Regions from separate parts of the Homo sapiens genome. Here region 2 is linked to region 1. Evidence: chromatin loops called from intact Hi-C (ENCODE). Cell type or tissue: PC-3. All regions are shown on one strand. Links, peaks and the distances in the headings refer to the core of each region. The heading gives the core; the rest is flanking DNA. Region 1 has its middle 64 kb from the start of LINC01562. Region 2 has its middle 10 kb from the start of C1orf185.

Region 1 (10,701 bases), core at 1,873-9,872:
GAATTAGGGTAACACAGATGAGATAGAAGAGAACAAATCTGGGATCTATTTTGGAGGTAGAGATGGTTGGACTAATTCTGAATTCTCAAATGAATTCTGAAAATTCAAATGAATTTTGAATTCATATATCTACTATGTACTATGCATCGTGCTAAATCCTGGGGATAGAAACATTGAAAAGATACAAGCCTTACTTTTAAGGAGCTCATAAAACAGTAGAGGGGATAGATATACAAATAATTATAATACTGTATGATGAACACAGAATTAAGCATGAGGTAAAACACAGGTCCAAAAGAGGAAGAAATTTACTGCCCGAATGCAGAGAGTAGTTACATAAATCTTCACAAAGGAGCAGAGAGCTGTCTTTTACAGGATAAAAAGGTAGAAAGTAAAATAGGTGTAGGTGCATGAAACAGCTTGGTGAATTCCAAAAACCCTTTAGGATGAATGAAACCTAGAATTTAAGAATGGGTTTAGTCTCAGGTGGAAGCAATTGAGGAGGTTTAAGTGAGAAATGATAATATTAGATTTGCATTTATGAAATATCACTCTGACCTTATAAGGAAAATGATAGATTTGAGGAATAATGCAAAACCAGAGGTAGGAGGAACTTCCACTTCCAGCCATCATGCAATAACAGGGACTGTTCTACTTAATTAGAAACCCAGAAAAAATTATGAAGCAATGTTTCTGGACATTGGGTAACAGGCATTGCAGGACTATCAACCCTAAGATACAGGAAGTAAATGAAGTGAACCCTTGAGTTCCCGACTTACTGCCTGGAGGAAGTTTCCACACGGCAGATAAGGAAAGAGGAATTTAAAGAGTCTGGTGGTCTAGTTGAGTTGAGGAGACAATCACTGGAGTTTGGGGAGGCTAAGACAGCTAGTACTGGTGAGGCAGACTGTCAAAGAGGAGGGAACTGCAAAAAGAAAGAGCTTTGGAGAACTGCAGAGGATTCTCCCTGAATCTTTGGCTGAGGACTGATCTGTGCACATGTATGAGGAAATTATCTGAAGCTAAATATTGGAAAGCAGCAGGCCAAACAATTCCGATAGCTTACCCAGGGCTGGGAATATTTTGTGTGCAAAGCCGGAGTGGGAAGACAAAATAATATATAGTGGATCGGATAGAGTCCTCAGAAGGGGAACACCTTAGTAGTGGAGCTAAATTTTGCTTAGATTAAAGGCTGATCTGGACCCAATCTAACAATTTTTTTTTCTCTGTTGCCCAGGCTGGAGAGCAGTGGCACTGTCATGGCTCACTGCAACCTCCGCCTCTGGGGTTCAAGCAATTCTCCTGCCTCAGCCTCCCGAGTAGCTGGGAATACAGGTTCGCGCTACCACACCTGGCTAATTTTTGCATATGTAGTAGAGATGGGGTTTTACCATGTTGGTCAGGCTGGTCTCGAACTCCTGACCTCAAGTGATACTTCTACCTTGGCCTCCCAAAGTGCCGGGATTACATGCGTGAACTACCGCGACCAGCCCCAATCTAACAAATCTTAAAAGCAAGACTCAAAAGGATCACACTGATTCTATGTCCTTAAAATGTTGACAAAGTCCAACATTATTTAAATAATTTTTAAAAATCCGCCAATGATGGATTTTTGTTGGTGTTGTAAGCAAATACACTCAACAATGTAAAAACCACATTGTCAGCCAGGCGCAGTGGCTCATGCCTGTAATCCAGCACTTTGGGAGGCTGAGGCAGGTGGACCGCTTGAGGCCAGGAGTTCAAGACCAGCCTGGCCAACATGGCAAAACCCCATCTCTACTAAAAATACAAACATTAGCTGGGGGTGGTGGCCCACACCTGTAATGCCAGCTACTTGGGTGGCTGAGGCACAAGAATCACTTAAACCTGGGAGGCAGAGGTTGTAGTGAACCAAGATGGCACCACTGTACTCCAGCCTGGGTGATAGAGTGAGACCCTGTCTCAAGAAAACCAAAAAACCAAAATATCCCGCAATGTCTAGTATCAGATAAGAAATTACCAGGCAAATGGAGAAGCAGAAAAATATGACCTTTAACTAGGAAAAAAATCAATCAAAAGAAAGACAGAAATGACAGAGATGATGGTATTAGCAGACACAGATTTTAGAACAGCTACTGCAAATACACTTCATAATTCTGAGTAAGGTTGCTCTCAGAAAAAACTATATTTATATAAAAGTATATCTATCTATCTATCTATCTATCTATCTATCTATCTATCTATCTGTCTATCTATCATCTTAAAACATAGGCCACAGGAACTGGCATTTTACTTGGTATAGGAATTTAATGAGAACCAAATCACAAAAATATCAGATCTCCTTTTGAGGCTATGGATAATCAGGCTGTTCAGACAATCACCACTTCCAGTGCCTGTTATGTGTTAAATTTAGATAACTACCATTTAGATGCTAAAGAAAGAAGAGGAGATTCAAGTTTCTTAATGATGCTGTTGGTCTTTTTCTTATATTATTGTTTTGGTTTTGTGATTTTGGTGAATAATTTAAGTTCAAAGTCACCTGTGGCTTCTAAGGAAAAAAATAACATCCTGAAAGGCAGAAATTATTTGAACATATTCTCACATGCCCCCTTTAGTTTCGTTTCTAGCAACATGTCTGTAGACCTAAGCTAACTTGACATTGCAATAATCCATCAGGCTTTAAGGATTTTTAGTGAGTTTTTTATATTTAAGTCTTTCTATAGAATTCTTTATAAAACTTTACCTAATTCTTGTTTTTGCTTCCTCAGAAACTCAGTTTTTGTTACACCTGCCATCCTTTACTGGATTTTTCTTTTGATTTGTTGTTGATGTTCTAGCAATGAGCATCATACTTTTATCTCCACCTTAAGAGACCGATGCAGAACGTAAAGCAGAAGCAGTGAACATGAAAGTGGCTGTGGGATTCAGAGACGAAATCCATGTGTCTTTTTCTCTATAGAATTGAAGGATTGACATTTCTCAGTAACTACCTGGCAAAATACGTGTTTTCATAATGTTGAATTTGCCTCTCAGGGAAAAATGTTTCATAAAACACTTGAAAGATACTTATTTTGAAATTAATTATAAAACATTCATGTTTTTATCTTAGGACTGAATTCAAAGGGAAATGCTTCTTTGCCTTTTAAAAAATTGTTTGACTTTCAGCTTTCTGTAGTTACGATTAAAGCAGAAGTGATGGGTGCTATTTCCTGGTTCTGCAATGCTTTACTTTGCCTACTAAGTGATTTACTTTCAAACCTCATTACAGATAATCTTACTAAAAGAGTTAACACGCACTCTGCTAAAAGGTGTTTTACTGTTTTCCATGAACAGCATTGTATGAACAATGTTTTATGAAATGCTGTCTTTTTGTCCTGTAGATTGCCATATCTGTTATGTAGTTATCATATTGCCAAGTCTTTTGTTTTTTTCCTCTAAAAAATCCTCAGACTGGCCAGGTGCGATGGCTTACGCCTGTAATCCCAGCACTTTGGGAGGCCGAGGCAGGCAGATCACAAGGTCAGGAGATGGAGACCATCCTGGCTAACATGGTGAAACCCCGTCTCTACTAAAAATACAAAAAATTAGCCGGGCGTGGTGGCACACACCTGTAGTTCCAGCTGCTCGGGAGGCTGAGGCAGGAGAATCACTTGAACCTGGGAGATGGAGGTTGCAGTGAGCCAAGGTTGTGCCACTGCACTCCAGCCTGGGCAACAGAGCAAGACTCCATCTCAAAAAACAAAATCCTCAGACTCTGTGTCAATCTTCCACATTCTGAATATTATAATACTTTGGCTGTTTCTGTAGAAAGAGCACTTGCAAGTGTGTGTCTTGAAATACCCTCTTGTGTTTGTGTGATGTTAGGTTGTTAACTTGAGATCTTTCTAGCTTTCTGATGTGGCCATTTAGAGCTATAAATTTTCCTTGTAACACTGCTTTAGCTACATCCCAGAGGCTCTGGTACATTGTATCTTTGTTCTCACTAGTTTCAAAGAACTTTTTGATTTCTGCCTTAATTTCATTATTTACCCCAAAAGTCATTCAGGATTCTTTTTTTTTTTTTCAGAGACGGAGTTTCACTCTTGTCACTCAGGTGTGATCTTGGCTCACTGCAACCTCCGCTTCCCATATTCAAGTGATTCTCCTGCCTCAGGCTTCTGAATAGCTGGGATTACAGGTGTGTGGCATCATGCCCCACTAATTTTTGTATTATTAGTAGAGATGGGGTTTCACCATGTTGGCCAGGCTGGTCTTGAACTCCTGACCTCGGGCGATCCACCTGCCTCTGCCTCCCAAAGTGTTGGGATTACAGGTGTGAGCCACCGCACCCAGCCAATTGAGTGAATTTCTTAATCTTAAATTCTAATTTGATTGCACTGTGGTCCAAGAGACTGTTTGTTATGATTTCAGTTTGTGTTTGTGTGCTTATGTGAGTTCTGTCTAAGAAGTCAGATAAGCTCTGGAAGCTTCGTTGTATGTGTCTGCATATGACTGTGTATCTGGGTTATACTGGCAGGCAAAATCCTGCTCTTAGATGGGGTGGCTGAAAGATAAAGTTTCCTGAACTCTACTTGCTGTGTATGTACCCCATTCATACTTCAGAGAGGTGGAATCATCTACAACACTGCATTTCTTGTAATTGTGCTGTTGCTGGTATAAAGTCAAGTGCCTTCAATGCTTAAGGCTCAGATATTTTCCTTAAACTGATTTCAGGTCCTGTGAAAGTGTTTTCTACAACCTGTATAACCAGTACTTTCTAAAACTTGTTTATACTTCAATAGTACCTGTGATTAAAAAAATTTTTTTCTTATTTTTGTTATTGCCTTTTCCCACAAGTTCTAATACATAGTGATTTTTAAAGAAATATATACTATTTTGGCCAGGCGCAGTGGCTTACGCCTGTAATCCCAGCACTTTGGGAGGCCGAGGCGGGCAGATCATGAGGTCAGGAGATTGAGACCATCCTGGCTAACATGGTGAAACTCCGTCTCTACTAAAAATACAAAAAATTAGCCAGGCGTGGTGGCGAGTGCCTGTAGTCCCAGCTACTCGGGAGGCTGAAGCAGGAGAATGGCATGAACCTGGGAGGCAGAGCTTGCAGTGAGTGGAGATCGCGCCACTGCACTCCAGCCTGGGTGACAGAGCCAGACTCTGTCTCAAAAAAAAAAAAAAAAAGAAATATATACTATTTTAACTTAGGTATCTTCAAACTTGCATTTGTCTGTGCAAAGCATTGTAAGCTGATACATTTCTCACTCACTCTCTCTCTCTTTTTTTTTTTTTTTACAGGTGTGCACCACCACGGCCAGCTATTTATTTATTTATTTATTTTATTTTTAGTAGAAACAGGATTTCACTATGTTGGCCAGGCTGGTCTTGAACTCCTGGCCTCAAGTGATCTGCCTGCCTCGGCCTCCTGAAGTGCTGGGATTACAGGCATGAGCCACTGCGCCTGGCCCTCGCTTTTATTCTTTTAAAAAATAATTTGCTATTTCAAGTAAAAATAATAATGATGTAGTGTGGCGTTTTAAACAAAAGTAACAGTAAAATGCATGACAACAAAGCACAAAGAATGGTGGGGGGAAATGACATATACTCTTGTAAGATACTTACACAATGTACTATATGCACTAGATACAGTCATGCATTGCTTAACAACAGGGATATGGTTTGAGAAATGTGTCATTAGGTGATTTCATCATTGTGCAAACATCATGGAGTGTACTTACACAAACCTAGATGGTATAACCTACTACATACCTAGGCTATACAGCATATAGCCTATAGCTTCTAAGCTACAAAACTGTATAGCATGTTAATGTACTGCATACTGTACAAAATTGTAACACAATGGTAAATATTGGTGTATCTAAATGTATTTAAACATAGAAAAGGCAATATGTTGTGCTATTATGTTATAATGGGTACAACATCACTAGGCAACAGGAATTTTTCAGCTCCACTGTAATCTTATGGGACCATGGTCATATATGTGGTCCATTGTTGACTGAAAAATTATATGGTGCATTACTGTATACAAAATGTATACAAATATACTATAATAGCATTTTAAGGTAAACTACTATAACTTAAAGACATATCATACAATTATGGTGATATGTCATTCTTTTCAATTCTCTTTCTTAGTTTCCACATCTGCTGTGAGGCCAATCAATATTGAAATAAGAACAGGGCATCATGGATTTTCTTTTGCCTGAAATTCAGCCATTAGATAAATTTACCACCCCTTCTTGCTTGCTAGGACCTAGAAGGGTAAAATTTTTAGATATTGGTTTGATCAATGGTTGGAGGCCTTTAGAGACTGTAAAACTGGAACACTGCTTTCAAGATAGTAGGCTGATCAGGCGTGGTGGCCCATGCCTGTAATCCCAGCTACTTGGGTGGCTGAGGCAGGAGAATCATTTGAACCCAGGAGGAGAAGGTTGTGGTGAGCTGAGATCGTGCCACTGCACTCCAGCCTGGGCAACAAGAGCAAAACTCCATCTCAAAAAAAAAAAAAAAAAAAGATAGTAGACTGATTACATATGACAGTTGCCCTCAATAATATGCTTGAGAAATAATTGAAAAACTACCGAAAAAAAGTAGAAAGTTCTGGTAATGACATAATTGCTTATACTGAATAAATTCTCCTGCAGATAACGATTATGAACTGAAGGGCCACTAAAACAGAGCAGAAGCTGGAGATTTGGCATTTGAAAGAAGGAAACAATAATACATTAGTTAAGATATATGTTTAATAGGCTTTCCCACTTAGGATATTCCCGACTTTCTGTAATACCTGGAGGCTAGATCTGAAAGCAGAAAGCTAGAGTCTTATTGACCTGAGGAATTAGAAAAGGAATTTCAAACTGCCAGAGCGCCTGGAAATTAAGGAAGGGAGAAAATCCTAGAAAGGAGGGAGATGTGGATGTCAGAGCCCCAAATTTGTATATAAATGCCCCTCAAATCCTTGGCTCACTTTTGAACTGTACATGCATGGGTGAAAATCCAAGGGATCTGGAGAAAACAACAGCTGGGAACTGAAAGAGCCAAGCAGACGCTTCAGCTGTTGTCAACCACAGTGGAGACAGACTTTAATCTTTAAAGACTTACTTGACTTGAATAAGAGGAAAAGCTCTAGCTCTGATAAATATGTCTGACTTGAGCTACCACAGTATAGAATTGTGGCTCCTCAACCACTTCGCAGATTTGAGCCGGTTCACAGGCCCAGATCCCTTTGGATAAAGAATGGGTTTTGAAGAAAGACCCTGCCTCTCTGTTTGAAATTTACACTGTAAATCTTTCTCCTAGGCTCTCCACAAAAGCTTTGCAGCCATTTACCAGAGTGACAGTTTATTAGGCTAAGGGAAATAAAAGCTAGATTTTTCTTATGGATTACTAGATAATGGTTGTGGACTGACATAATTCCTGGAGACCTAAAATGTCACAGTGGTCTTCTAGTCAAAACAGAGGCTTATGGAGGTCAGGTTATTAATGGAGTTTTGGTTTGGGTTCATCTCAGTGGGCCCATGGTTATTACTCCAGTTCCAGAATGTGTATTTGAAATAAATGTACTTAGCAAATGGCAAAATCTCCACACAGGTTCCCTGACCCGTGGAATGAGGGTTATTGTGGTAGCAAATGCCAAATGGAAGCCACTAGAATGGTTTTCCCTTTCACAATAGTAAACCAAGAGCAATACCACATAGATTGTAGTGATTAGTGTTGCTTAAGGGATGCAGAGGTGGTGATTTCTGCCACATCTTCTTTCAACTTGCCTATTTGGTCTGTGGAGAAAATAGATCTTAGAAAATGAAAGTAGATTGTTGCAAATGTAATCATGTGGTTCTTCCAACTACAGCCACTGTTTCAGGCATTGATTCATTGCTGGAGCAAAGAAACACATTCTTTTGAATCTGTTATCCAGCTACTCCACTGGCAAATGCTTTTCTCTCTCTTCCTGTTATTATAGACTACAAGTAGTAGTTTTATTTCACCTGGAAGGATCAGCACTGCACCTTCACTGTTCTACCTCAGGGCTGTATTACCTCTCTAACCCTCCGTTATGTTATAATCTGGTCCAAATGGGTCTTGATCCATAGGATATTTTTGAGATCATCCTGACTGGAACTGGTGAGCAAGAATTACCAGCTACTCTAAACAAGTCAATAATATAATGTGTGCCAAAGGGTGGAAATAAATACCAAAAAATTCAAGAGAGTGTTGCCTCAGTAAAATTACTAGGCATCGAGTGGTCTGGAGCATGTTCAGATATCCTTCCAAGGTGAAAGACTAGTTTCTGCATCTGACTCCACCAACCACCAAGAGGCACAATGCTCAGTGGGCTGCTTTGGATATTAGAGGCAACATACACTTAGGCACCAAGAGGCGCAACGTCTAGTGGGCTTCTTTGGATATGGGAGGTAACATATACTTCTTTAACTGTGCTACTCTGACTCATTTGCTGAGTAACCCGAAAGAGTTCTTCTAGTTGTGAGTGGGGCCCAGAAGAATAGAACACTCTGCAACAGGTCCAGGCTGCCATGTCAGTAGTTCTGCCACGTGGGCCATATGACCCAGCATATCCATGCTTCTTGAAATGTCTATAGCAGATAGGGATGCTATAATGGAGACTTTTACAGACCACTATTGGTAAATCAGAGCCTATAGAATTTGAAGCAAAGCTATGTTCTCCTCTGCCAATAATTGTTATCCTTATGGCTTGCTATTAAACTACTAGAAACTTAACATATGACCATGGTCACCAAGTTACTACATGAGTTGAGCTGTTTACCATGAAGTGAATGTTGTCTGATCCATCAAGACATAAAGTTAGGCATGCATATATGCACTCAGTCAATTAGTGGAATTGGGACATAATTGGCTTTGAGCATATTCTGAAGGCATAAACAAATTGCACAAGGAAATGGTTAAGAGATCCATGGCTCTTGGTCCTATTACATGACCTTCTCTTTCTCAACACATATCAATGTCATCAAGTAGAGTTTCTTGTCACCAGTTGACTGACGAAGAATATACTTGAGCTTGGTTTACAGATAGTTCTGTATGATATGCCAGCATCTTCTGAAAGTTCACAGCTGGAACACCACAGTCCTGCTAAGGTATGGCCCTGATGGGCATTGGTGAAAGAAAATCTTCTAAGTAGGTATAACTTTGAGCAGTGCACTTGGTATAGCCTGAAAGGATAAATATTCAGAGATACAGATCTCTACTGATTCATCGGCAATAGCTATTGGTTTGGCTGGAGGGTTGGAAACTTGTAAAAAGTACAATTAGAAAACCAGTGACAGCCGGGCGCAGTGGCTCACGCCTATAATCCCAGCACTTTGGGAGGCCAAGGCAGGAAGATCACCTGAGGTCAGGAGTTTGAGACCAGCCTGGCCAATGTGGCAAAACCCTGTCTCTACTAAAATACAAGAAATTAGTGGGGTGTGGTGGCGGGCGCCTGTAATCCCAGCTACTTGGGAGGCTGAGGCAGGAGAATTGCTTGAACCTGGGAGGCGGAGGTTGCAGTGAGCTGAGATTGTGCCATTGCACTCCAGCCTGGGCGACGGAGTGAGACTCTGTCTCAAAAAAATAAAATAAAAATAAAATAAAATAAAATAAAATAAAAATAAATAAAAAATAAGTAAATAAAATAAAATAAAAAAAGAAAATCAGTGACAAGGAATCTGAGGAAGATGTATGTAGATAAATTTCTCTGAGTGGGTACAGAGTGTGAAGATAAATTTGAGCCCCATTTAGAAGCTCCTCAATGAGGAACATCAGAAGATGTTAATAGTCAGGTAGATAAGATGATGCAGTCCATGAAGTCAGTTACCTTCTTTCAACAGTCACCTTTGTCCTTGCTCAATAGACTCCTGAACAATGTGGCCATGGTGGAAGGGATGGCGATTACTCATGGGTTAGCAATATGAACCTCCACTCTCTAAAGCTGATATGACTATAGCCACTTCTGAGTGCCCAACCTGCCAACGGCGGATACCAACACTAGTTCTCCATTTCCTGAGGGTGTGGAGGGGGTGGGGGAGTTGAGTCAGCCACCTGCAGCCAGGTTGATTATATTGGACTGCTTCCACCGTGCAAAGGCATCTTTATTCTTACTGGAATATACCCTTACTTTGGAAATGGATTTGCCTTCCAAGACCACATTCCGTGGACTTCAGAGCACTTCATTTACCATCATGGTATTTTGAAAGGATTGCTTCTGACCAGAAAATAATTTTACTTTACATCAAATGAGGTGTGTCAGTGGGTTAATGCTCACAGAATTCACTTGTCTTACCATGTTTCCCATTACCCTGAAGTAATAGCCTAATACAATAGTAAAAGGAGTTTTGAAGACTCAGTTATAGTGCTGGCTGGCTGGCAATACTTTGCAGGGCCCAGGAAATGTCCTCCAGGATGTGGTACATGCTCAGCTACCAAGATATGGTGCTGCCTGTCTCATGGCCAGGATTCTCAGGCCCAAGACACAAGGGTGACTCCTCTCACTATTACTCCTAATAATCCAGTAGTGAATATTTTGCTTTCTGTCTCAGCTATGTGATCAGTTACAGAAATAATGATGGTAGCAATTATAGCTATTTCAGTCTTACTTTGAAGTGTATTTGTATATATTTTAACCAATTCTTTTTCTTTTCTTCTCCTATGTCATTTCCTTACTATCTAACATCTGTTAATAGTGGTTAACTAAGCATC
Region 2 (10,701 bases), core at 1,563-9,562, 78 kb after region 1:
CTCGGATTATAGGCATGAGCCACCATGCCTGGCCACCACATTTTCTTTATCCATTTATCTATTGCTGCACACCTTGGTTGATTCCATATCTTGGCTATTGTGAATAGTACTACGATAAACATAGGGATGCAGATGTCACTCTGATATACTGATTTCTTTTCTTTTGGATAAATGCCCAGTAGTGGGATTGCTGGATCATGTGGTAGTTCTACTTGTAGTTTTTTGAGGAACCTCCATTCTGTTCTCCATAGTGGTTGTACTAGTTTATATTCTAATGAACAGTATATAAGAGTTCCCTTTTCTCTGCATCCTCATCAGCCTTTGCTATTTTTGTCTTTTTTATAATAACTATCTTAACTGGGATGAAATGATAGTTCATTGGGATTTTTCCTTGCAGATAGCTTGTGATAAGTAATGTTGAGCATTTGAAAATATATTTATTGACTATTTGGATGTCTTCTTTTGAGAAATATCTGTTAAGATCATTTGCCCTTTTTTAATCAAATTTTTTTTCTCATTTTACTGTCTATGTCTTGAAAAGTTGATGTAGTTACTATTTTTGATCAGTTCATGTTTCAGTCTTTCTACTCAAGGTATTATGAATAGTTTACACACCACAATCACAGTGTGATAATAGTCTGTGTTTTTCTGTGTACTTACTATTACCAGTGAGTTTTGTACCTTCGGATGATTTCTTATTGCTTATCAACATTCTTTTCTTTCAGATTGAAGAACTCCTTTTAGCATTTCTTATATTACAGGTCTGGTGTTGATGAAATCCCTCAACTTTTGTCTAACTAGGAAAGTCTTTTTATCCTTCATGTCTGAAGGATATTTTTGCTGGATATACTATTATAGAATAAACTTTTTTTCTCCTTCACCTCTTTAAATATGTCACGCATTCTCTCTTGCCCTGTAAGGTTTCCATTGAAAAGTCTCCTGCCAGACCTATTGGAACTCCATTGCATGTTATTTCTTTCTTTTCCATTGCTGCTTTTAGGATCCTTTCTTTATCCTTGACCTTTGGGAGTTTGATTATTAAATGCCTTGAGGCAGTCTTCTTTGGGTTAAATCTGCTTGGCATTCTATAACCTTCTTGTATTTGAATATTGATATCTTTCTCTAGATTTGGGATGTTCTCTGTTATTATCTCTTTCAATAAACTTTCTACCCCTATCTGTCTCCTCTTTAAGACTAAAAACTCTTAGATTTGCCCTTTGGAGGATATTTTCTAGAACTGTGGGTGTGTTTCTTTCTTTTTTATTCTTTTTTCTTTTGTCTCCTCTGTTTTCAAATAGCCTATCTTCAAGCTCACTAATTGTTTCCTCCGCTTGATCAATTCTGCTGGTAAAAGACTCTGATGCATTCTTCAGTATGTCAATTGCATTTTCAACTCCAGAATTTCTTCTTGATTCTTTTTTATTCTTTCAGTCTCTTTGTTAAATTTATCTGATAGGATTCTGAATTCCTTCTCTGTATTATCTTGAATTTCATTGAGTTTCCTCAAACAGCTATTTTGAATTCTCTGTCTAAAAGGTCACATCTCTCTCTCTCTCCAGGAATGGTCCCTGGTGCCTTAGTTTGTTTGGTGAAGTCACATTTTCCTGGATGGTCTTGATGCCTGTGGATGTTTGTTGGTGTCTGAGCATTGAAGAGTTAAGTATTTTTTGTAGTCTCTGCAGTCTGGGCTTGTTTGTACCTGTTCTTTTTAGTAAGGCTTCTCAAATATTTGAAGGGACTTGGGTGTTGTGATCTAAGTTTTTGGTCATGGGATCCATATTTGTATTAGGGGGCACCCCAAGCTGAGTAATGCTATGGCTCTTACAGACTCCTAGAGGTACCGCCTTGATGGTCTTGGATAAGACCAGGAAGAACTCTTTAGATTACAAGGCAGGGACTCTTGTTCCCTTCCTTTACTTTCTGTCAAACAAATGGAATATTGCTCTGTGTGCTGAGGTGCCTATAGCTGGGAGAGCCACTGGGAGTGTGCTAGTTCAAACCTGAAGTTAGCATGGTACTGGGTCTCGCCCAAAGCCTGTGGTAATCACTACCTGGCTACCACCTATGTTCACTCAAGGCCTTAGGGCTCTACAATCGCAGGTGGCAAAGCCAGCCAGGCTTGCAACCTTTCCTTCAGGGCAGCCAGTTCCCCCTGACCCCAGGTGGGCCCAGAGATGTCATCTGAGAGCCTGAAGTCAGAAACCTTAGGAAGCTACCTGGTGCTCTATTTTGCTGCAGTTGAGCTGGCACCCTGGCCACAAGACAAAGTCTTCCCCACTCTTCCCTCCCCTTTCCACAAGCGAAGTCTCTCCCCATGACCATCACTACCCTAGACCCATGGTAAGTACTGCCTGGCTACCTCTGATATTCACTCAAGACCCAAGGGCTCTCCAGTCAACTTGTGGTGAATATTGCCAGGCCTGGGTCTCTCCCTTCAGGGCAATGGGCTCCCCTGTGGCACAGGGCAGGTCCAGAAATGCTGTCCAAGAGCCAAGACCTGAAATCAGGGCCCAAGAGCCTGCTTGGTGCTCTACCCCACTGTGGCCAAGCTGGTACCTAAGCTGCAAGACCAAGTCCCCTTTACTCTTCCCTCTCCTTTTCTCAAGCAGAAGAAGGCTCTCCCCATAGCCACCACAGGTGGGAATGTGCTGGGTTATACCTAAAGCGAGCATGTCTCTGAGTCTCACCCAAGGCCCATGGCAAGTACTGCCTGGGTATTGCTGCTGGTTATTCAGGGCCCAAGCACTCTTGGGTCAGCAGGTGATGAATTCTGCCAGGACTGGGTCCTTCCCTTCCAGGAAGTGGGTTCCCTTCTAGCTCAGGGTGTGTCTAGAAACATCATCCAGGAGCTAGGGCCTGGAATGGGAGCCTCAAGACTCTGCCTGGTGCAATATCCTACGTGGCTGATCTGGTATCCAAGTTGCAAGACAAACTCTATTTTACTTTTCCCTCTCCTCTTCTCAAGCAGAGGGAAGGAGTCTTTTTTGTAGCTGCGAGCTGTGCTGCCCGGGGATGGAAGAGGGGTGTGCAAACATTCCCTTGGCTGCCTTGGTTGGTGTCTCACTAGGTTACTTGCCCCCAAGTCCACTGGTTCCAAGCTCAGCACAGCAGCAGGACTTGCCAAGAAATTGCAGTCCTTGTGGCCTAGACTGCCTTTCAAGTTTAGTTAGGGCTCTGGAACATTTTAGCCCACGGTGGCAAGGCTTGCTGGAACTTAAGTTCTGACAATGGTTCTATTAGGGTGGGCAATTCTGCTCTGGCTATGGCTGGTCTAAATGCTCCCTCCACGGGCTCTGTCTGAGTTCTGCCTGGTATTGCTTTCTGCTGTGACAGGGAGCACTGAGTTCCAGTGCAAAGTCCCAAAATCACTACACTTTTCCTCTTCCAAGCACACAGATTCTCTCTCTGCACCATATAGCTGCTGTAGGGGATGAGGAAGGGGTGGCACTGGCAATTCAAAATGCTTTCCTACCCTCTTCAGTGCCTCTTTCAGTGATATGAACTTAAAACCAAGTACTACGATTGTTCATCTGATTATTGGTTCTTATAAAGGTGCTTTTTTGTGTGGATAGTCATTCAATTGTGGATTGAACCATTGTTCAATTGTTGTGGATAGTTGCTGGGAGGACAATCAATTAAGTCTTCTATTTGTCCATCTTGCTCTGCCTCCACCCTCAAAGTGTTTTAATTTCCTTCTTAATTTCCTCAGTGGCCCATTTATCATTTGGTAGCATGTTGTTTAATTTCCATGTGTTGTGTAATTTCTCGGGTTCCTCTTGTTACTGACTTCTAGTTTCATTCCATTGTGGTCAAAAAAGATACTTGGCATTATTTCTACTTTTTGCAATTTGTTGAGGCTTGTTTTATGACCTAATATATGGTCTGTTCTGTAGAATGTTCCATGTGCTGATGGAAAAAAAAGTGTATTCTGCAGTACTTGGGTGAAATGGACTGTAAATGTTAGTTCTATTTTGTCTAGTGTACAGTTTAACCTCAATGTTTCTTTGTTGATTTTCTGTGGGGTGATGATCTGTCCATTACTAGAGTGGGCTGTTGAAATCACCTACTATTACTGTATTACAATCTATCTCTTCCTTTCAGTCTATTAAAGTTTGCTTTATATACGTGGGTGCTCCAGTGGTGGTGCATAAATATTTATAATTGTTATATCCTCTTGCTGAATTGACCCCTTTATCATTATACAGTGACCGTCTTAATCTCTTTTTATAGTCTTGATGTGCAGTCCCTTTTATCTGATATAAGTTTAGCTACTCCTGCTCTGTTTTGCTTTCCACTTACATGGAATAACATTGTTCACCTCTTCACTTTCAGTCTATGTGTGTTTTTATAGGTGAGGTGGGTTTCTTGCAGGCAGTACACAACTGGGTCTTGTTTCTTTATACATTCAGGTACTTTGTGACTTTCAATTAAAGAATAGAGTCATTTACATTCAGTGTTATTATTGATGAGTAAGGACTTACTCCTGCCATTTTGTTGATGGTTTCCTGGTTGTTTTGTAACTCTTCTCTTCCTTTCTTCCCATCTTCCTTTGTGCTTAAGTGGTTTTTACTAGTAGTATGTTTTAACTCATGGCATCTTATTTTTATTGTATCTATTATAGGCTTTTTGCATAATGGTTATCATGAGGGTTACAAAAAATCTTATAAATATAACTAGTTATTTTAAAGAGATGACAACTTAGATCACAAAAAAATAGAAACAAAGGATAAACTAAAAAAACTCTCTATCTTAACTCCGCCCCCACACACATTTTGTTGCCTCAATTTACATATTTTTATATGGTCTGTCTATTAACAGGTTGCTACAGCTATTGTTATTTTTGATATATTTGTCTTTTAGGCTTCATACTAGAGGTATGCATGGATTGCACACCATAATTAAGCTATTGAAATATTCTGTGGTTGTCCTTATAATTAATTTTACTGGTGGGTTTTATACTTCCAAATGTTTTCTTTTTGCACGTTAGTGTTTCATTCTTCCAGATTGAAAAACTCTATGATTTCTTGTAAGACAGGACTGGTGGTGGTAAATTCTCTTAGTTTTTGTTTGTCTTGGAAAGACTATCTTTCCTTGCTGAATACAGTATTCTTGGAGGCAGTTCTTTTCTTTCAGCTCTTTGAACTCCTGGTCTCAAGCAATCCTCTTACCTCATACTCCCAAGGCACTGGAATTACGAGTGTGAGCCCTCATGCCCAGCTTTATTTCAGCATCTTTTAAAAATTGTCCTTTTGTTTTATTAATATGGGGTATTACATTGTTTTTAACAACTTTATTGAAGGAAAATTAGTATACCCCACACACGTGTTTAGCGTATACTATTTGAGTCTGGATTTATGCATATACTTGTGATACTCCCATCATAATCAGGATAACAAACATATCCATGTTAAGTGTTTTTACAAGTAACACACACACACACACACACACACACACACACACGAAGAAACTCCAGGAGTGATGGACATGGACAGAAAAGCTAACAGTTTATTACATGTTAGACAAACTATGTATTTGTTCATACTATCACACTTAGTAATAGTGTGTAATCCTTTTTATATGTTTGTATTCAGTTTGCTAGTATTATCTTGAATATTTCTTTGTGGACATTTAAGAGAGATATGTTCTGTAGTTTTCTTTTCTTGTACTGCTTTTGTGTGGTTGTTAGATTATAGTAATCCTGGTCTAGTAGAATTAATGAGAAAGCATTCCCTCCTCTTCTGTCTTTTGTAAAAGTATTTGTGAATTACTGTTTTTAATTCTTCATTAAAAATTGGCAGGGTACATTTGTGATACCACTTGGATCTGGGATATTCTTTGTAAAAGTTTTAAAAATCAATTTAATATCTTTACTTTTTATAGATTTATTGATGTCTTCTATTCCTTCTTGAGTTTTTTTCAATCATTTTTATCTTTATATAAGTTTGCTTATAATTTGTAGTGTTCCAAGTTTCTCTCATTGTCATGGTAGTTGATATACAAAAATAATGTGGGGAAATGAGTCAATCCACAAATACCCTATATCTAAAGATCCTCTGATATAGGAGAGAGAAAATGACTGTAACTGCTGTAGCTCCCTACCCCTCAGACTTACTGTATGAGACAAATGAGATATTGAATCTAAAGTAAATTAAGAAATTATGCCATTTGATTTTGAGTTTTATCAAAACAGTAGACTGAGCCTACATCTCCTTTTGTGCCAAAATTTAGTAACATCAAAAATGCAGCTTGTAATTAGAAAAAATACAAAATAATATTATAAGTGAGGAATTTTATCAACGGTCAATAATTTCATGAACCATAGTGGTTAATATTTGTACAGCACATAGAATACACATTTATTGTGTTCATATATTTATTATATACCAAAACAGTTGGTTTTGTGATAATGTCACCTAAGATAATATCAAATGTGCCAATTAATCCTTCTTTTCAATTAATCTTTGTATGATATATTTAAAACTATAATGTATTAGGAATACATATTTAAGTGGTTTGGGGAAATGCATAATACATTCTTTTGGCATCTTGAAAATGTAGTCCCACTCCCTACTGTCCTGCATAGTTTCCACTAAGAAGTCTCCTGCCAGACAGCTTAGAGTTCTTTTATGTTATTTGCTTCTTTTCTCTTGCTACTTTTAGGATCCTCTCTTTGTCCTTGAACTTTGAAAGTTTGATTATTATATGCCTTGGGTTAGTCTTAATTGGGTCAAGTCTCTCTGGTGTTCTCTGAACTTCCTGTATATCTTTTATATCTTTCTCAAGTTTTGGAAAATTTTCTGTTATTATTTCTTTGAGTAAGCTTTCTACTCCTTGCTCTTGCTCAACTCCCTCTTGAACACCAATAACTCTTAGATTTTGTCTTTTGAGGTAACTTTCTATACATCTTCTAGGCAATCCTCACTCCTTTTCATTCTTTTTCCTCCTCTGATTGTATAATTTCAAATACCCTGTCTTCTTGCCTTTTTTTTTTTTTTTTTGCGACAGAGTTTCACTCTTCTTGCCCAGGCTGAAGTGCAATGGCACGATCTTGGCTCACTGCAACCTCCATCTCCTGAATTCAAGAGATTCTCCTGCCTCAGCCTCCTGAGTAGCTGGGATTACAGACACCTACAGGCACCAACCACCATGCCTGGCTAGTTTTATATTTTCAGTAGAGATGGAATTTCACCATGTTGGCCAGGCTGGTCTCGAATTCCCGGCCTCAGGTGATCCACCTGCCTCAGCCTCCCAAAGTGCTGGGATTACAGGCATGAGCCACAACACCCGGCCATGTCTTCCCGATTTTTTTTTTTTTTTTTTTTTGAGACAGAGTCTTGCTCTGTCACCCAGGCTGGAATACAATGGCATGATCATGGCTCACTGCAACCTTCGCCTCCTAGGTTCAAGTAATTCTCCTGCCTCAGCCTCCCAAGTAGCTAGGATTACAGGTGTATGCCACCATATCCGGCAAATTTTTGTATTTTTAGTACAGACATAGTTTCACCATGTTGGTCAGGCTGGTCTTGAACTCATGACCTCAAGTGATCCGTCTGCCTTGGCCTCCCAAAGTGCTGGGATTACAGGCATGAGCAACCGTGCCTGGCCTCCTCCTGCTTTTTGATTCTTCCCTCTGCTTGATCCATTCTGCTGCTGAGAGGCTCTAATGAATTTTTCACTTCTGCCAATGTATTTCTTAATTCCAAGATTTGCTTGATTTTTAGAAAATTATTTCAATATCTTTGTTAAATTTCTTTTATACATTTCTGAATTGTTTTTCAGTGTCATCTTGGAGATCACTGAGTTTCCTTAAAACCGCTGCTTTGAATAATTGGTCAGAGACCTCATATTTTGTCATCTTGTTAGGATCAGTCACTGGTTCTTTGCTTTGTTCATTTGGGGAGATCTCTGTTTGCAGATTTCTCTTATGGATGTATGTCTGTCTTTGCACTGAAAGACTATTTATTCCAGTAATCTGTATCTCACTTGTTTTGATTTTTATTGGGTATGTTTGCTTAGAGATTCTTAGTAATTTACCTGTTGAATTCCTTACTTTTTAAAATGTCAGGTCTTGAAGAAATCATCTAATAACTAAGTGGAAGTTGCAAAGGATGCCGCAAGATAATATATATTTTTATCTTATCATCAATAGAAATATCTGAATTGTCAATATGAAAGACACACTATATACATGTGTCACCAATTGATATGATTTGAGTATATGTCCCCACCAAATCTCATGCTGAATTGTAATCCGCAAGGTTGGAGATGGGGCCTGTGGGAGGTGTTTAGATGATGGGGGCAGATCGCTTATGGCTTGGTGCTGTCTTCATGATATTGAGTTCTTGTTTTGTTGTAATGTGTGCCCCCCGACTCTCTCTTGCTCTTGCTTTCACCATGTGATATGCCTATTCCCCCTTCACCTTCCGCCATGAGTAAAAGCTCTCTCCCTAGAAGCTGAGCAGATGCCAGCACCATGCTTGTATAGCCTGCAGAACTATGAGCCAGTTAAACCTCTTTTCTTTAAAAATTGCCCAGTCTCAGATATTTCTTTATGGCAATGCAAGAACAGCTAATATACCAATTCAATCACTAAGGGCATTTTTAAAATGGTGTTAGGGAGTACTATTTAAAGATGCCAAAACAGATGTTGAATTATATAAGTACATTTTGATGCCACTAGAGAATGAGAGAAGTCTGCTGACCTTCACACCAAGGTAGTCATCCAATTTTGTCCCTCAAGTTTCCTCTGAATTTTCCTAGGTTCTTTTCACTGTAACTCTTCTTCCAAAAGTTCAGTAGGTCATAAGCCAGAAGACAAACGTGCATCACTGTCTAGGATAAGTATGTATTAGTTTCCCTGACTTGAATTAGGAAGATGTGATGTCACTAAGGACATTGTCTGCTTTTCTTCATGCAGTTGCAGCATCCTCTGCTGGGCATTATACTTTATAGTTTTTAAGAAAGGCTTTTATAGCTTTTGAGGAATAGCTTTTATAGCTTTTGGTATAGTAATAAAATATATAGTGCTTCATTATTTTCATTAAGGTATTAACATCCCAAAGCATCATTTAGTGCTTATTGTAAGATTTAAATATATATAAGAGAAATGCAATTATATAAGTACAAATAATATTAATACTACCACTAATAAGTGGTAATATGCTATTATGAAAACTCTTCAACTTAAAAAAGTTTTCAGAGCTGGGGTCTGACTCTGTTGCCCAGGCTACAGTGCAGTGGCATAAGCGTAACTCACTGCAGCTTTGAACCCCTGGGCTCAAGTGATCCTCCTTCCTCAGCCTCCCTAAGTAGCTGGGACTACAGATGCATATCTTCATGCTCAGTTAATTTTTAATTTTTTTTGTTTCTTATTTTTTAGAGGTGGGATCACACTATTTGTCCGGACTGGCCTAGAACTCTTGTCCTCAAGTGATCTTCCAACCTCAGCCTCCCAAGTCAGTGGGATTACAGGCATAAGCCACCATGCATAGGTTCAATTAAAATTTTAAGAGGAGGACATCAGCTAGGTTGTTGACTAGAAGCTCCTGTGCTTGTCTCCCACACAAAGACAGCCAAAGAAATGAATAAACAACTATATTTTGATGAAAATAACTGAAGGAGAAAACAGAAATATATCAAAGGAGTAGTATAGGCCGGTGCAGTGGCTCACGCCTGTAATCCCAGCGCTTTGGGAAGCCAAGGCAGCGGATCACTTGAGGTCAGGAGTTCGCGACCAGACTGGCCAACATGGTGAAATCCTATCTCTACTAAAAATACAAAAAGCAGCTGGGCATGGTGGTGCACACCCGTAAACCCAGCTATTCGGGTGGCTGAGGCACAAGAATCGCTCAAACCTGGGAGACGGAGGTTGCAGTGAGGCGAGATCAGACCACAGCACTCCAGCCTGGGTGACAGAGTGAATGAGACTCCGTCTCAAAAAGAAAAAAAAAGTAGTAGTATAAACTCTGTAGAGCATAGAAACCCAGGATAGTTACATAAAGAAAAGAAGGAAGCAGCTCACATCCTACCTCGTCCATACTCCAGTCAGGACCAGCTCAGAACCGGGATAAACTTTTCAGTGAAGGGAAAGGTAAGCAAGAGGAACCCAGCAGCCCTCATCACCACTGAGATTACTACAGTCCTCACCACTGGGAAATCCTGTATTTCTCAAAGGTGCTAAGCCCAGCAGAGGGAACTGCCTGGTGTCCATATGGCTGCACTTCTTCCAGAGGAGTCAATGCTGTGCTCTGCCCTTCATGGGCTGCTACTCTGCTGTGCCATGTTAGATCCAGAACCATGGCTGGAGGAAGTCCTGCTCGGGAGGTGAGGGGCTATTGCACCTCTCCATTCCTGAGGGTTTGTTACACCTGTACCACCACTGTCTGGTGGTTCACCATCCCTAAATCAAGCTGCTGCTACACGCTATTCCATGGATTCAAGCTGCTCTGCCCTACCCCTCCCAGTGATTGCTGTGTCCTGCCCCCTAGTGCAGGAGCTGCAGCAGCAGTATCCTACCTTCCAGGGATATGGTGCCTTGGCCACCCAGATCAGTAATGCCCCTAGCACTGGAGGTGAAGCAGTGCCTACTGGGAAACTGGTGGCTTGGCTACCCAGAGCAGTCATGTCCCCCTGTACTGGACCTGAGGTAGTGCCTTCTAGGGAACTGGTGCTGTGGGCCACCCAGAGCAGTCACCCCCCCGG

The links. Peaks named below come from ENCODE experiments on the same cell type or tissue, not always from the same donor. Only the 100,000 strongest peaks of a DNase experiment are listed, where the experiment ranks them.
Region 2: a loop joins it to region 1, with 6 times the contacts of the local background. A loop is called at or near these places in 12 of 110 quality-filtered maps.

What each region holds. Positions count from the first base shown.
Region 1 is chr1:51,165,488-51,176,188 of GRCh38, reverse strand. No RefSeq gene overlaps it. Among named protein-coding and RNA genes, the nearest start is that of LINC01562, 64 kb to the left of the region's middle. In PC-3, for the core only: no CTCF peak of the experiment used is centred there; a DNase peak (open chromatin) is centred at 5,628; H3K27ac peaks cover 329 bases.
Region 2 is chr1:51,086,892-51,097,592 of GRCh38, reverse strand. No RefSeq gene overlaps it. Among named protein-coding and RNA genes, the nearest start is that of C1orf185, 10 kb to the left of the region's middle. In PC-3, for the core only: a CTCF peak has its summit at 8,920 (motif pointing left); no DNase peak of the experiment used is centred there.